Linked DNA regions of Mus musculus: region 2 is linked to region 1. The links are chromatin loops, found by intact Hi-C in ENCODE. Cell type or tissue: heart. All regions are shown on one strand.

Evidence for each region. Peaks named below come from ENCODE experiments on the same cell type or tissue, not always from the same donor. Only the 100,000 strongest peaks of a DNase experiment are listed, where the experiment ranks them.
Region 2: a loop joins it to region 1, with 2.2 times the contacts of the local background. A loop is called at or near these places in 2 of 42 quality-filtered maps.

Annotation. Positions count from the first base shown.
Region 1 is chr11:65,713,431-65,721,430 of GRCm38, reverse strand. It overlaps Map2k4 (mitogen-activated protein kinase kinase 4), which reads left to right. Exons shown (of 11, transcript NM_009157.5): 4 at 1,828-1,947. Among named protein-coding and RNA genes, the nearest start is that of Mir744, 17 kb to the left of the region's middle. In heart, no CTCF peak of the experiment used is centred here; no DNase peak of the experiment used is centred here.
Region 2 is chr11:65,803,946-65,811,945 of GRCm38, reverse strand. Zkscan6 (zinc finger with KRAB and SCAN domains 6) reads right to left here and starts at 4,771. Exons shown (of 7, transcript NM_001302374.1): 1 at 4,685-4,771. In heart, no CTCF peak of the experiment used is centred here; a DNase peak (open chromatin) is centred at 4,815; H3K4me3 peaks cover 2,179 bases; H3K27ac peaks cover 1,629 bases.

The DNA of each region.
Region 1 (8,000 bases):
TAATAATTAAGAAAAAAAACTTGAATAGTAAAAATTCATAAACTACTGCATAGAAATCTTTCTCAACCAGAGGGTAGTTTGAGATTTCTCTTCTTCTTTTATTTATCAACTCTTTGTTTTAAATTCAGATATGTGGAAATAAGAAAATTCCTTGAAAAAAAATCATGTTGACTACTTCTACAACCACCCAACCAACTTGTATTTTAAAATAGAAAGAAAAGTTAATTCAAATACTTACTGATTATTAATTATTAATTAAAATGATCTCTGCCATATTTTGAACAAATATAAACCACTTGTCTGCTTACTTAGACTTTTAACAAATATTCTTTTGGAGCAAGATAATAATGTTGATTTAGAAGCAAAGTCATTCTTATCACACTGAAAATATGAACACAAGAGTGAAAGAAAGAAAAGGTTCTCACCTCTGAGGGGACTAGTTATCTTTTCTGTCTCCCATTCTTACTTTTAACTTTATTTCTATGACTGTGGTGTTCAGTGTAACATTTTAAATTAAAGTCAAGACATTTCATTTGGTATGAAACACCTTAGATAGCAAGGTATGCGTTTTAGTAAATACATTTTTAAAGTACATATTTGGAGAATATGGGATTGATGCCTGGTGTAGTGTCAAAACATAAAACTGAGAGAACCCACTTCTGTTCTTTAACTGCTTGTTCTCGTGTCACATGAAATACTCTTTTGTATCTCTGCCTCTGGTTTCTCTTCTGTAAAATTGGCTCAAGAATTTAATTGACTGCCTTCACTCCTTGCAAGAACATTGAGGACAGATACCTCGAAGTCTTGGAGGACAAAATGCTACCTTGTATATTTTTTGATACTAACTTACCTTGTAAGTATGTGCTTTGTGTTGTGTACAGTGACACAGTGTGACATTGTGAACTTTTTTTTAAATGAGAATAAAACTACTTTGCATGCTTTAATGTTAAACTGTATTTCCATTATTAATGTCATATATTTTCTGAACTTGATTCTGTTCTATCTTACTTACTAGTACAGTGGGGAATGTTCATTTGAAATCATGTGTATTTTATAAGATTTATGATTTTACATATAAGATCTTATGTATTTTATAAATCTTATATAGTTTGGTTAGGACCCTGCTCCAGATCTGTACTATACAGAGGACTGTCTTTTCAGCTTAGGAGTGGACAAAAGGAGTCCTCTGTTTCTCCACTTTAGGATTTCCTCCAGGTTACACTGACCTGCATGCAGAACCATGAATAGAAAGTGGGGAAAACTTCCTGTTTTCAACATAGAGGAAGTTCAGTGAAGGAAGGGCAGTCCGGATTTGAAAGGCTTGAATTCTCATCTGTATGCTCCCCATTCCAGTCCTCATCTTTTCTGTCCTGGACTGTTTCCCATCTCAATCTAGTGAATGAAGATGCTGCTAGGTAGTTAAGAAGGCTGTTGTTGCATTGCATGCTAGAGCCTATACAATTCTGAGATGATGGTTAAAAATATATTTGTGTGAAGGAGCCTACAATTAGTCATGTGAAAACTTCTATACTCTGATTTTCTTTGTATTTGCATGTGGGCATAATTCTCAGAGCCTCAGAGAGTTATTGTGTAAGCCTCACCACCATTAGTGAATGTGTGACTTAGAGTCCTGTGCCCTTAAAAGAATTTCTGAGTGCTTTTTTGTTGTGTGATCAAACTTACAATTATAAAGTATAAGGAAACATGATAATTTTCTAGCCTGGTTAATATTGTGAGGTTTAGTAATTTTCAGTACTACGGAAAAGGTTTTACTCCAGTTTCTAAAACTATTCTGTTTGCATGACATCTGTTGTTATTCTTTTCCAGAGAATTCGGTCAACTGTGGATGAAAAAGAACAAAAACAACTTCTCATGGATTTGGATGTAGTAATGCGGAGTAGTGATTGCCCATACATTGTTCAGTTCTATGGTGCACTCTTCAGAGAGGTATGGGGAAACGGCTTGGGTTTTAGCTGGTAAATGCATATCTAACTTGGATGAGTAAGAGGAGGTAGGATTAATTCTACATTAATAACAAAGTTGCCTCTTGTTATAGTACAGAACCATCCTCGTTAACTTGCAGGTTCTTTCTGCTTGGGATTGTTTTGGAATGCCACTGAAGTTTAGACTTAAAGCTTCTTATAGTAACATCTATCTAGCCATATGTAAATATTTCTGTGTCTTTGTGGTTGCTGCTTCTGACTGCCATTGGTTTTTTTTCCTTTATGTTTTCTATTAAGGATGTGACACAGCTCTGTGTCAGTACTTCAATGTAGATTTTTAAGAATTATTTTGTTTAATTTGGTGGGGGGGGCGGTTAGTAATGAAATGTGTGTTATGGTTTTTAAAAAATACATTTTTCCTAAAATAGACTTTGTCACTTTCCCCCTTGCCTTTCCTCCCACTAGCCTCCTTTATAAGTGTATTTCATTACAGTTTGTTCTTTTTTTGTCCCACCCACCTGTCCTTCCCTCATTCCCTTCCTCCTTCTGGCTGATCACCTTCCATTTTCTAATGGTCCCTCTTTCTGTTCTCCTGTCAGTGTCTCATTACATTGTCCTGTTCGCTTCACCCTTACCTTTCGACCTCTTCCTCTCCTCTAAGTTCCTTTTCTACTTCTAGTGTGTGGTGTGTGTGCCTGTGCGCATGTGCTCGCGTGTCTGTCTGTCTATCTTTTATGTGTGGCAAAAAATATGCAGCCTTTGCCTTCTGAATCTGGCTCATTTTGCGTCATATGATTATCCAGTTTTATCCACTTTTCTTGTGTAGGCTGTAATTTCATTCTTTACAAAAGAATTCCATTTGTGTTTGTACCATATTTTTAAAAATCCATTCATCTGTTTGTAGACGTCAAAGCTGGTTCCGTACCTTGACTGTGAACAGTGCAACAAAGATGTGAATATGCTAGCAGCTCTGATAGGCTGACTTAGATCTTCAGACCTAAGAGCAGGGATGGCTGGAGCATCTGGTGCTTCTACTGCTTCTGTGTTGAGGGGCCTCCATACTGTTGCCAACAGTTTATAAGGGTTACTCTGTTTCAGCATCGCCATCAGCATTTGTTTTCTTGATGACAGCCATTTTGACAAGTTGAGATACAACTTCAAAGCAGTTTGAATTTGTATTTCCTTGATGGCTACACATTTTGAAAACTCTTTTTTAAATGTTTCTTGGCCATTTATATTTCTTCCTTCGAGAACTATTTATTAGCTTACTCATGGATTAGGTGGTTTTTTTTATTTTGTTGTTAGTGTTTATTTTTTTGAAGTTCTTTATAGATTCTAGATAGCAATTCCCCTGTCAGTTATATCACCAACACAGACTTTCCCCATTCAAAACGTGGTCTCTTTGCTCTGTTCATAGATTGCTTTGGCATGTAGAACCTTTTTAATTTCATGTAACCCCGTTTGTCAGTTCTTACATGCTGCTGGAGACTGTGTTTAAAAAAACCTTGCCTGCACCTCTCTGCTTGGAATATTCTGAATATTTTGTTTGTTTTCCTTTAGCAGCTACAGGTCTTAGATTAAGGTCCTTGCTTTATTCTGTCTGTATTGTATTGCTTGTTTTTTGTTGTTGTTCAGAATGGAAAATGTAGAAGAAGAAAAGTTTTTTTCTTTTACATTGAATATCCAGTTTATTGGCACTATTTGTTGAAGAGGGTTCTTTTGTAATTACATTTTTAACACATTTAATCTAAGATTTGATGGCTGTAGCTTTCTGGATTTATTTCTGGGTTCTGTCTTGTAGACCATTAGTGTCTGTGCAGTACAATTATTTTTGTCAATTGAGACTCTGTGGTATAGTTTTAGGTCAGATATTAGGATGTCTCTAGCATTGTTCTACATAGTATTACTTAGTATTCATCTATTTGTTAGCTGTTTGTTTGTTTGTTTGTTTTGCTTTTCTTACTAGTTTGTTTGTTTTGCTTTTCTTACTAGTTTTATGTGAAATTCCACTGACATTTTTAGATGGAGACTGTCTTAGTTAGGGTTACTATTGCAGTGATAACAACACCATGACCAAAAGCAACTTGGGAAGGAATGGGGTTATTTCACTCACAGTTCCATACAACAGTTCATCATCAAAAGCAGTGAGGGCAGGAACTCAAGCAGGGCAGGAGCCTGGAGGCAGGAGCTGATGGAGGCAGGCCATGGGGATGAGGAGGAGAGGGCTTGCTTCCTATGGTATTTCTAAGCCTGCTCTTTTATAGAACCCAGGACCACTAGCATGGGGTGGCCTCACCCATAATGGTCTGGCTCCCCCCCCCCCCCCCATAAATCATTTATTAAGAAAAAGCCCTTCAGACATTTTCTCAATTGAGACTTCCCTCCTCTCTGATGATGCTAGCATGTGCCAAGGTAAAGCCAGGCAGAGCAGGGATTATGCTGAGCCTGTGATTTGCTTTGGGTCCTGTATATCTAATCTTCACAACGTTAATTCTGCCAGTCTGTGTGCTTGAGCGGTCTTTCTACCTTCTAATATAGTCTTGAGTTTCCTCCAGGCTTTCACGTTTATCCTTTTGATTAGGGTTATTCACAGGTATTTTATTATTTACTTTTAGAAACTGTGATGAATAAGGTTTTGTTTTTTGTTTTGTTGCACCCATTTTTTTTTTCTGGACAAATTTATTACTGGTATATAGTATAATTGAAGAATACAAAATGCAGTTTATGTCTTAGTTACTTTTTGATTGCTGTGGAAAAAAATACCATGACCAAGGCAACTTACAGAAGAAAGAGGTTTGGGTACCTTATAGTTTCAGAGGGTTAGAGTTCATGACCATCGTGGTGGGGAACATGATAACATTCAGCTAGGTGTGAGCATGGTGCCTGAGAGGTAAGAGCTTACATCCTTATCAGCATGCAGCAGATAGAGAGAGCTAATTGGGAATGGCATGGCCTTTTCAAACCTCAAAGCTCACACCTAGTGACACATCTCCTTTAACAAGTCACACCTAATCCTTCCCAAATAATTCCACCACCTGGGGATCAAGTGGTCAAATATATGACTATGGAGGTCACTCTCATTTGAACAGTGGAAGCTACTTTACTATGTTTATCACATCTAGGGTTTTCTGGTGGCATCTGTAGGGTCTTGTTTTGTTTTGTTTTGTTTTGTTTTCAAGACAGGGTTTCTCTGTGTAGCCTTGGCTCTCCTGGAACTCACTTTGTAGACCAGGCTGGCCTCGAATTCAGAAATCCCCCTGCCTCTGCCTCCCAAGTGCTGGGATCGCTGTAAGGTCTTTTAAAAATAGGATCATTTCAGCTAGGCATGATGGTGCATACCTTTAAATCCAAGGACTTGAGAGGCAGAGGCAGGCTGCTTTTTTTTAAGTTTGGGGCTAAGCTGATCTACAGTTTTACTTCTAGGACAGCCAGGACTATAGAGAGAATTTCTTGGGGGATCATGTCCTCTATAAATAAGGATTGTTTTGCTTCTTTTAATTTTCTTTCTTTTCTCTCAGTGTTCAGCTAAGACTTTCAGCATTACATCAAAGGAGAGTGGGCAACCTTCTTTCTTTTCTGATGTTAGAGGAAATGCAACCAGTTTCTCTTAATTCACAATAGTTTTGACTATAAATTTGTCCTGTATGCCCTAGGCTGTGCTCAGCTATGTTGCTTCCAAGTTTAATTTCTTATGGGCTTTCATCCTGAAGAAATGTTGCACTTGTCAAAAGGTTGTTTGCATCTATTGAGATGATCATGTAGTTCTCTCCTTGAGTCTTATTTATAGGCAGTATTTCATTGCATGAAGTGCTTGAATGGTAAGTGTCCCGCATAAGCTCAGGCATTGGATGCTTTGTCCCCAGTTCCAGCTGGCAGCACTGTTCAGAGCGTTTTAGAAGGTAGGGCCTCTCTAGAGGCAGCATGTCACTGGGAACAGGCTTTAAACGTCTATAGTCAGACTCTACTGAAAGTAAACTTTCTGCTTCATGCTTGTGCTTAAAGATGTAAGCTCTGGGTTTCCTGCTTCTGCTGCCTACCACCATGCTGGGCTCTCTCTGGAACTGTAATTCAGTGGCTATGGAGTTTTATAACAGCAACAGAAAAGTAACTAGTATGTATAAATATGTGTATGAAACAATCCTTACATTACTGGACTGAAAACAGCTTGGTATTTATGGGTTTTTGAATTGAGTTTGCAAGTATTTTATTGAAAATATTATGTGTATATGTGGGTTTGGTGCATTTGGAATGGCAGCTTTATAGAATGAGTTTGCTGTTTCTTCCTTCCTATTTCATGGAACAGTCTGAGGATGCTGGTGGTGGCTCCTCTGTAGAGGCTTGATTGAATTCAAACATTCAGGCTTCCAATTCTGGGCTTCTCCTTGTTGGGAGATTTTATTACCATAAACAGAAGGTGCTGGCCTCCCAGGATCTCAGCATCAGGGCTCTTTCTACCTTTGAGATTACTTTACTTCTGGTGGGGGCCTGTAGTTTTCTCTAATAAAAAGCTCTAGTGAATCTACTGGTGTCATGAAATCAAAATAAGATTGAGTATGTGTTTTGGTGAAGAGTTTTGATTTTCTGTGAGAGCTGTTCTCCGAGAACACTGTAGAAAGAAAATGTAAACATACTTTATCATAGACATGTTCCCCAGTTGTCTAATGACAAATGCCCTAGCCATTCATCCCAGCATTCTTCAGTGTGTGCTCGTCACATTTGTTAGTCAAATATGCTTGTGCTGTGAGGGCTAAATTAGTGACAGCATAAAAGTTGTTGACAATGATTTGGTCGTTAGCTGGTAGTAGCTTTTCTACTTTGGTCAGTGCTCTGTGCCCTGTTCAGATGAGCCTGCTGAGGCCTTCACTTTCTCACACCCCTCCTGCTTTCCTCTATTATTACCTCAGTGTCCAGAAATGGAACTTAAGATACTCTTTTTAGTGTTGTGTACCATTCTGAGCTTAGCGTTCTCCAGTTTTTGTTTTTTTCTATCTGTGTTTATTGAATATTAAAGATATTCCTAGAAATAGGGTGATTCTATCAAATGTCAGTATGGCTACAGTAGGTGCCCCTTACCTGCAACAGGTACATCCCAACAAATCCAGCGGGTGCCTGAGACCTCTCATACTACCAATCTATATATGGTTTATTCTTGCATATATACATGTGAAAAAATTCAACAGAATATTGGGAAAGTAAATGATAATCATAATTTTACTAATCATACGGTGTAACAATTCTAATACCGTAGCAATACTTGAAGTGCAGCACTGTGATCCTATGGCAGTTACTCTGATAACTGACTTGGTTACTGTAGAAAGATGGCTACATGGGGTGCCTATACCAGGTACTATAGAAAGCGTGTTACATAGGATAAAATGATGACTCACACCCGTGGTGGATGGGGTAGGACATCACAGGGTGTTATCACCTATGCACATAAACAACAGTTTGACTTATCACTAGACCACTGTACTGTTATCAGATCACATCGACTACAAGAAAGCAGGGACTTCTTCCTGTGTTGTGTCTTCATGATAAGATTGCTTTCATACACTGGTTTAATTATATTGATTTATTGGAGACAAACATAAAAATGAGCAGTTATACATTTTTAGACAGTGCTAAGTGTAAGTGTTTCTGCGTCAATGGAATCCTGGGATTCAGAAGCCAAGGAACCACACAGCTCTGAGGTGGGACAGCATCCCACAGGAACCACACAGCTCTGAGGATACTCAGCAAAGGTGTTGCAGCTTCCAGGGCAGGTATCTCCAGCTGAACTGATGAGCAACTTCGGAGCCTCAGCCCTGCTCCTTCTTCGCTTCTTTTCTTTGCTTCTTTTCTTCTCAGCTTCTTACAATAAGAAAGTCACTCCAGGCCATAAATCTCATAAAGGAGATTTACTGAAGCGAAGAATCTAGGAGGAGAAGAAGGAGGGGGGATGAATCCAGGGAGCCCTCTGCTAGTAGTAGTGTGCAGCAGGGGATTGGACAAAGGGCAGTGCTTATATAGGATTTCTGAGGGGGCAGAGCTTTTCAGAGCAGAGATTTCCAGATTGGA
Region 2 (8,000 bases), 91 kb before region 1:
TAGGTAGAATGCAAGTCCACCATACATGAGGCTCTGGGCTCAGTCCTCCTTAAAGCATACACATGCACACACACACCACACACTCACACACCACACACAGTCCACACTAAGCACACACCACACACACACACAGACACACATGCACACACATACACACACTGCAGACTCATGCACAGACACACACACACATACACCATGCACACATATAAAGGCATATACAGACACATACACCACACATACATGCACCACAAACACATACTGCACATACCATACATGCCACATGCACACACAGCCATGAACAAATTTTTCAAAAAGAACTCAGAAAATTTGTCACTAGTGAATTTCCACTACAAGAATAAAGGTCATTCATTCCTCCTACTGCTAGAAAACTCCTATCTTCAGAAAAGAATAAAAAGAAGCAAAAACAGTCAATGTCTGGTGAATACAAATGCTATATATTTTTTTAATTCTGATAACCTCCTTCAAAGGCAGATGAGGGCTTGTGAGATGGCTCAGCAGGCCAAGTCACTTGCTGCTAAGCCTGACAACCTGAGTTCAGCCTCTGGGACCCACACAGTAGGAGAGAACTGAATTCCTCCTGTTGTGCTCTGACTCCACGTGTGCACTGTGTACAGCCACATACATATACGAATAAAACATGTCAGGGTTGGAGAGATGGCTCAGCGGTTAAGAGCACTGACTGCTCTTTCAGAGGTCCTGAGTTCAATTCCCAGCAACCACATGGTGGCTCACAACCATCTGCAATGGGATCTGATGCCCTCTTCTGGTGTGTCTGAAAAGAGCAAAAGTGTACTGATGTATAAAACAAATACAAAATGATGTCATTTAAGGTTTTCAGAAAATAGTAGCCTAAGAGATATTAAAATTGCATGGGGAGGACACATTTAACGAATCCGTTTTGTTAATATAGATGTGACTTTCCAAATCGGAAAAAGAAAATCTGAAGCAATTGGGTGTGAAGGGGTGCCAGGTAGGAAGTGGGGAGGGTCAAGTAAGAGGTGAGAACCGGCAGATCTGAACTGGGCTATAAAAACTGGCACAATGACAGAGACCCTGAGAGGTTAAACTCTACGTAAAGCTTAAGGATGCATAGTGTTAGCACTGGCTCATCTTCTGACGACTCAGGACCCAGGCTCCGTACCTAGCACCCACAAAGTGACCCACAGTTATCTGGAACTCCAGTTTGAAGGGATCCAACACCCTCTTCTAGCCTCCTCTGCTGCACCCAGCACACAAAGGTGCACAAACATGCATGCAAGCAAAAAGCTCATATATACATAAAAAATAACTTACTTAAAACATAACAAAAAAAAACAGAAATATCACAGGAAAAGAGAAAAATTGTGATGGAAAACAAGACAATGCAGTAGAGTAAAAGCCAACATCTATAAACTACATTAAGTGTAAACGGGACAAACATTCACACTACAAGACAGAGCTTTCAGATTTAAAGAGCAAGACCTAGATATATGCTATCTGAAAGAGACATTGTAAATATAAAGACACGATAACCTGACATGTAGCCAGGTGATTAAAGCACTTGACTGGCCTGTGTAAAATTCTGGTTTCCATGCGCAGCACCACAAATTAATTTATTAGGCAGAAGAAATAGTTTAAAAATAAAAATTAAGGAAATGAATATATTTCTGCATGAATACATTTCTATTTAAATTAGACTGTAGTTGGAGAATACATACTTGAAGTTTCCAGTTCTATAAAAACTTGTGCCTACGATTTTTTCATTAGTGTTTCTTATGTGCTTGAACTGAATAAACCACAGATGTTGAGCCTAATTTTGATTGCTACTACAAGGAGCTGGCATAGTATATGAAAACAGAATGTGGCATAAGCATATGAAAACCGGTATGACTACATTAGTATATGTGATCAAGCTGACTGGAAGATCTGTTAGTTTCTCCTGCTGTGAGGAAATACTGTGAACAAAAGCAACTTGTGGGGGAAAGGGTTTCAGGAACACTTTTCACCTAACAGTTAAGCATCCAAAGTGGTTAAGATAAGAACCCAAAAAAGGCAAAGAACCGGGGAGGCAGGAAGAGACCATGGAGACCTTACTTACTGGCTTGTTCAGCCTGCTTTCTTAAAGAACCCAGTACCACTAGGGGTTGCACTCCTCACAACGGGCTGGGCCCTCCCTCATTACTAATTAAGAAAATGCCCTATAGGTTTGCCTATAGCCCTATCTTAATGGAGACAATTTCTCAATTGAGGTCCCTTCAGTTGACGATAGCTTGTGCCAACTTGACATAAAACTAGCCAACACAAAGACAAAGGAGGGGGTTGTCATTTCATTTTGAGAAATGTGTTGGCTCATCAATAATAAATAGTGTAGCTACAATAGTACTAACCAAAACAAACAAACAAACAAACAAACAAACAAACAAAAAAGATGGCATGTCATTAAAATAGATGGGTCAGAACATCAAGAAATAGAAGTGTAGACACACCTAGTATCAATTTTTTTGTTGATTATTTGGTATGTGTTTGAGGATAGGTGTTTGGGGCTGTCGCTGTTTTGAGATAGGGTCTGTCTCTGGAGCAGAGTCTAGCCTGGAATTCAAGACAATCACACTGCATGCATCAGCCTCCCCAATGCTGATATTAAAGGAGTGAGGTGCTGTCCTGACTTCTAGTACCCACCAAAGCTAAACCCCACAGCTCTAGTATGCTTAATGAAGTCCATAAGAAATATTCAGGAAAACAAACCATGTACACACATTTCATACAATTGGAAACTTCAAGTATGTATTCTGTAACCACGATATCCTAATTAGAGTTACTATTACTATTATGATGATGAGACATCACAACCAAAAAGCAAGTTGGGAGGAAAGGGTTTATTCAGGTTACACTTCTAGATCATAGTCCATCACTGAAGGAAGTCAGGACAGGAAGGAACTCAACCAGGGCAGGATCCTGGAGGCAGGAGCTGATGCAGTGGCCCTGAAGGAGTGCTGCTTGCTAGCTTCCTCCTCCCAGCCTGCTTTCTTAGAGAACTCTCAAGACCACCAGCCCAGGATGCTATCACTCACAACCCATGGGCCCTTCCCCATCAATCACTAATTAAGGATATACCCTACAGCCAGATCTTAAGGAGGCATTTTCTCAACTAAGGTTCTCTCCATTCAGATGACTCAATCTGACATAAACTAGCCAGGACAGAATGTAATTAAATGAGAAATCAACACCAATAAGGGATCTTGAAATCCCAACTTGTAGAAATTAGTAATCAGTGGTCAAAGACATCGCAATGGAAATTACAATATATTTTCACACAAAATGATCCTGAAATCACAGTTGACCAAATGTTATGAGCTTAGAACAGCAGCTCAAAACCTATGAGTTGAGATCCTTTCATGGGGGGTTACCTAGGATCATGGGAAAACACAGATATTCAAATTATAATCTGTAACAATAGCAAAATTACAGTTATGAAGTAGCAACAAAAAATATTTTATGGTTGGGAGTCACCACCATGAAAAGAACTGCATTAAAGAGTCTCAGCATTAGGAAGGTTGAGAATCACTGGCTTAGGAGGACAACTTTCAAAGAAGGCTCTGTTTTTAGAAATGAAATACACAAAACCCCTTCACTAACTAAATGATTTCCTGAGTTTTACAAAAATAATAAAATTTCAGTCAGTAAAATTTCTACCTGTCAGATTGATCAGAATTAGTTCCTAACACAAATCTGGAGACTATTCAAGAAGCGCTATTCTGGGAAACTAAATCTTACACATTTAAATTGTATATTAATACTACTACTTCATGCAGTAGAGGCCAACTGGTGGCTACCACCCAGGCATCTGTGACAAGGCGTCCATTTACTCAAAATTAAATTACCTTATAGAGAGACGTATGGATTTGTGTCCGGATGAGACTCTACCTCTCACTCCTCACAGAAGAAACTCGTGATTTATCAGTTATATTTGTATTACCGACGCTTTAAGAAATCGAAGTGAAATGCAATTTTTCTATGCACACGTAGGTTGCACACAGGGTTGCACATGTAGGTGGCCCTTTGTTTATCAGACCACTGTAGGCTTTGCTTGTGCCATTGATGACCCTCCTGACAGCCCTGTAAAGTAAGTATTAAAAGTGGGCTGGAGAGATGGCTCAAATCCCAGCAACCACATGGTGGCTCACAACCATCCGTAATGAGACTTGACCCCCTCTTCTAGGGTGTCTGAAGACAGCTACAGTGTACTTACATATAATAATAAATAAATCTTTAAAACAAAAACAAAAACAAAAAACAAAGTTAACAGCTCTGGATCCTCCAGGGCTTCCAAGCAGCAACGTTTCAAGCCCAGGAAGAGCTAGGGCAGCCTTCTGGGGGTTTGCAAGGGGTAGCTGGGGTTATCACTGAGGGCCAGTAACTAGCGGTTAGCCACCTGGCAGTGTCCAACCGGAGTCCGGACAGACCCGATCCCTCTCCTGGGACGAGCAACCCGGAAGAGTCCACTTTCCGTTCCGCCCCGAGTCCCCTCCCCCGCACGCGCCTGCCGTCCGCGAGCGCGACAGGCACGGGGCTGAGACCGCTGTCCCCGCCCCAGCTCGCTCCTGACAGTGCGCGAGCTGAAGCGACTTCAGGTTTGACCCCAGGACTCGGCTAGCCCTCCGATCCGCCCAAACTACGCGCTTACCTCGGCCCTAACCACCCTCACCGAGGCACTTCCGGAAGCTGGACGGCTGCGCGCATCCGCGGCCCTGGCGACGCGCGGCGCCGGGGCGGAGCGAGGGGCGGGGCGGGGCGGGGCGAGTGAGGGACTACCTGAGACCGGCTTTCCTATTGGCTCCCCAAGAAGTGTCCCAGTTCACGACCCGAGTCTGACCCCTCCCCTCGCAGGGAGCAGGGAGCTCCGGGTTCCCACCAGCATTCATTCCTCGAGATCGGGTTTTCTAACCCAGGCTGAGCCTACAGCCTTTTCGCCCATTTTCAGACCGTCCTGCGCTGGGCCACAGCAGTCACCTCTTATCACTAAGCCCAGTTGACAGAAGCCTCCTGTCCAAATCCAGGTATTCAGTCATGAGTAGCTGACAGACAGGACAGCTTTGGAATAGAGATGCGTCCTCCCCCTAGACCATGGTTAGAAGGGTGGACATCTCCGAAGAAACACGGCAGGGGCGAGGGGAGCATGGTATGTGCACACGCCTGAAAAACTGATCAGTAGGAAAGGAACTCAGCGAGTACTCAAAGTAAGTCCTTGGCGCCGAAAGGCTCGCAGTTCCTTAGAAAACCTTTCACAATCCCGGTTAAAGCAATCGGTGAGTCAGACAGACGTCAAGAGACAAACGTAGTTGACAGGTTACGAGTCTGGCAGAGGCGGAAGTGTCTATCACAGGAGAGCTTGGCTGATTGAGCAGAGACATTTAGCTAGAGACTCGCCTCGTGGGTTATTTTCAATTCTGAGGAACTTCACTTCCAAGATCAGGTGGTTTGGTCGGGACCCTAATAAGGTTCCTGTAAAGCGTGTTGGGCTTTAGTTGAACAACATTCAAGGGAGAGCAGAGTAACTCAAACCCTGGAGTTGTGCAATGAGCCTCTGAGAATCTGACTGAAGCTGAGGCTTTTCCCACGGGAAATATGGAGACATGGCTATACACACATTTCCTTCTGAAATTCAGGGAGAGAATAGAGGCAATCTTGGAATCCACAAAATTCAAGCTGACAGTTCTAGTTAGAACTGTCCCTTTAGCTACTTTTTAAAAATTAAGCTGGCAATTGAGGAGAAGCATGACACTCTTTGAACAGACGGAACAAGCAAAACACATTTTAAAAATAGGAAGACATCTAACTTAGCGGAGGAGATAATAGAAAAGTGCCATCTATTTTCATTTACTTCATAAATATTTACCAGCTGCCTTGTCGGAGCCGGATACTATTCCATTCGATAAGGATATAGCAGTGAACTACACATGCAATGCTCTGGCCCTTAAAATACTATTTTGTGAAGAAAGCTGAGCAATAGGTAAATAAATGCACAGGTAATAAGCATGCTGGGTCATGAAAAGTAGGAAAAAATTAATGAGGTAAGACAGGTGGTATTAGAGTTGTATTACAGTTTATGTACCATGAGGGAGGACGAACAGATAAAACAACCTTGAATTGAGACTAGAAGTTAAGGAGCAAACCTAGTGTACAGGGCAAGTTTTCCAGGCTGAGGAAATAACAAACATCTAAGCCTGGAGACAATAAGAAAAAAAAGTAAAGAGCTCTGAGCTCTGAGCTCTGGACCACAGCAGCAAATAGTTCCCACGTAAGAGTACTGAGGGTGCAAGGCAGAATACATGTGCGTGTGTGTACACATATGTATTATGTGTACCTGTGCCAAGGCCTGTGTGTATGGAGGTCAGAAGGCAACTTTAGAAATCAGTTCTGTCTTCCCACCATGTAGGTTCCAGGATTAAACTGAAGCTTTGTCGACCACTGAGTCTTCTTGCCAGCTTGGCGCCTAGGATTTAGTGCATGCTAATCAAGCACTCTATACCAACGGAGCTCTATCCCCAGACCCCAGAGTACATTCATAATCAAATTCTTAATCATAATTTGTAATCAAATACTGTATGTGTAATATAGTAGAATCAAGAGCAATGCTAACTCAATCAGATATGACCAAGAGGCCAGCAAAATATGTATGTGATGCTTACATATATATGTAAATTATACATACAGATTATACATACAGATAATCTATGTAAGGTATATGTGAAGATTATATGTGTGCATATTATGGTGTTTGTGTGTAGTGCTAGAGCATGAAAAAAACTTTTTTGTAGTTTGCACTTATACAAACTATGAAGTTCTTTATGAAATGTTATTAAACCTAATGGAAAATGGGTCCTATTTGGGTCTGAATAGGCAAGAATCAACATATATAAGGTTCCATATGAAACATCTTAATGCTTTCATTGTGAGACTATTGGTTAAAATTATTAAAACTTGAAAACTGCATAATTCGTTTGCAAGAGCTACTGACTTATATGAGGGACTATGGAAGTTAATAGTAACAAATGATATTAAAATATAAATATGTAGCTAATAATGTAACTTATCCATTTGCAGTTTTTGTGAAGTGGTTTTTTTTTTTTTTTTTTTTTTTGGTGTTTTACTTTGACAATGGTTAAAACCACCAAAAATAAACTAAACTTAGAAGGAGGCCTTAACAGTGTCCATATTCCAGAATAGCAAAACAGCATTTGCTCAAATCCAGTGTCTGTTATATTTTAACAAGAACTTTATTTAATAAATATGTGTTTTTCATTCTTACCTTGTCCTTTTGCTTTCTTGCATATTTCATAGATATATAAGCACAGAGGACAGGATAATTACTAGATTAGCTTTAAAATAGTTAACTGACTGACGTGCTTGAACAAAAAGTACAGAAGAAGTACAGAACCTTGTTCTAACTACATTCTGGCCACGCAGCACAGAGTGGGAGCATGTAAAAGCCATATTATTTATGCCTCTCCCCAAATTAGAGTATCTCAGAGGCAATGCCGGCAACTGGATCTTTTAAACAACTGTTTTAACGCAGTTCTGTTGTTACTGATCTGGGGAACAAAACCACAATTCATGATTTTAAAGCTTCATCCATGAGAGCCGGAGAGATGGCTCAGTGGTCAAGAACACATACTGCTCTTGCAGAATACCAGAGTTTGTATCCTCGCACCAATCTTGAGTGACTCACTTGGAGATCTGATGCTCTGTACTCTGAAGCCACCCTTAATGGTATGCATAAACAGACATGTACACATATGTATACATAAAACACATTTAAAAAAAAAAAACAAACCTCACCTTGATCTTCAAAAGACAAATAGGTGTGATTATTTGCAATATTAGTGAGTTTTCAGCAAATGTAATAAATACCCAAGAAATAGTTGGTTTGCAGTTTGGGTTGATTTTGGTCCATCATGGTTTGTCCTTTTAGCTTCAGATCCTGAGGCAAGTTAGCACTT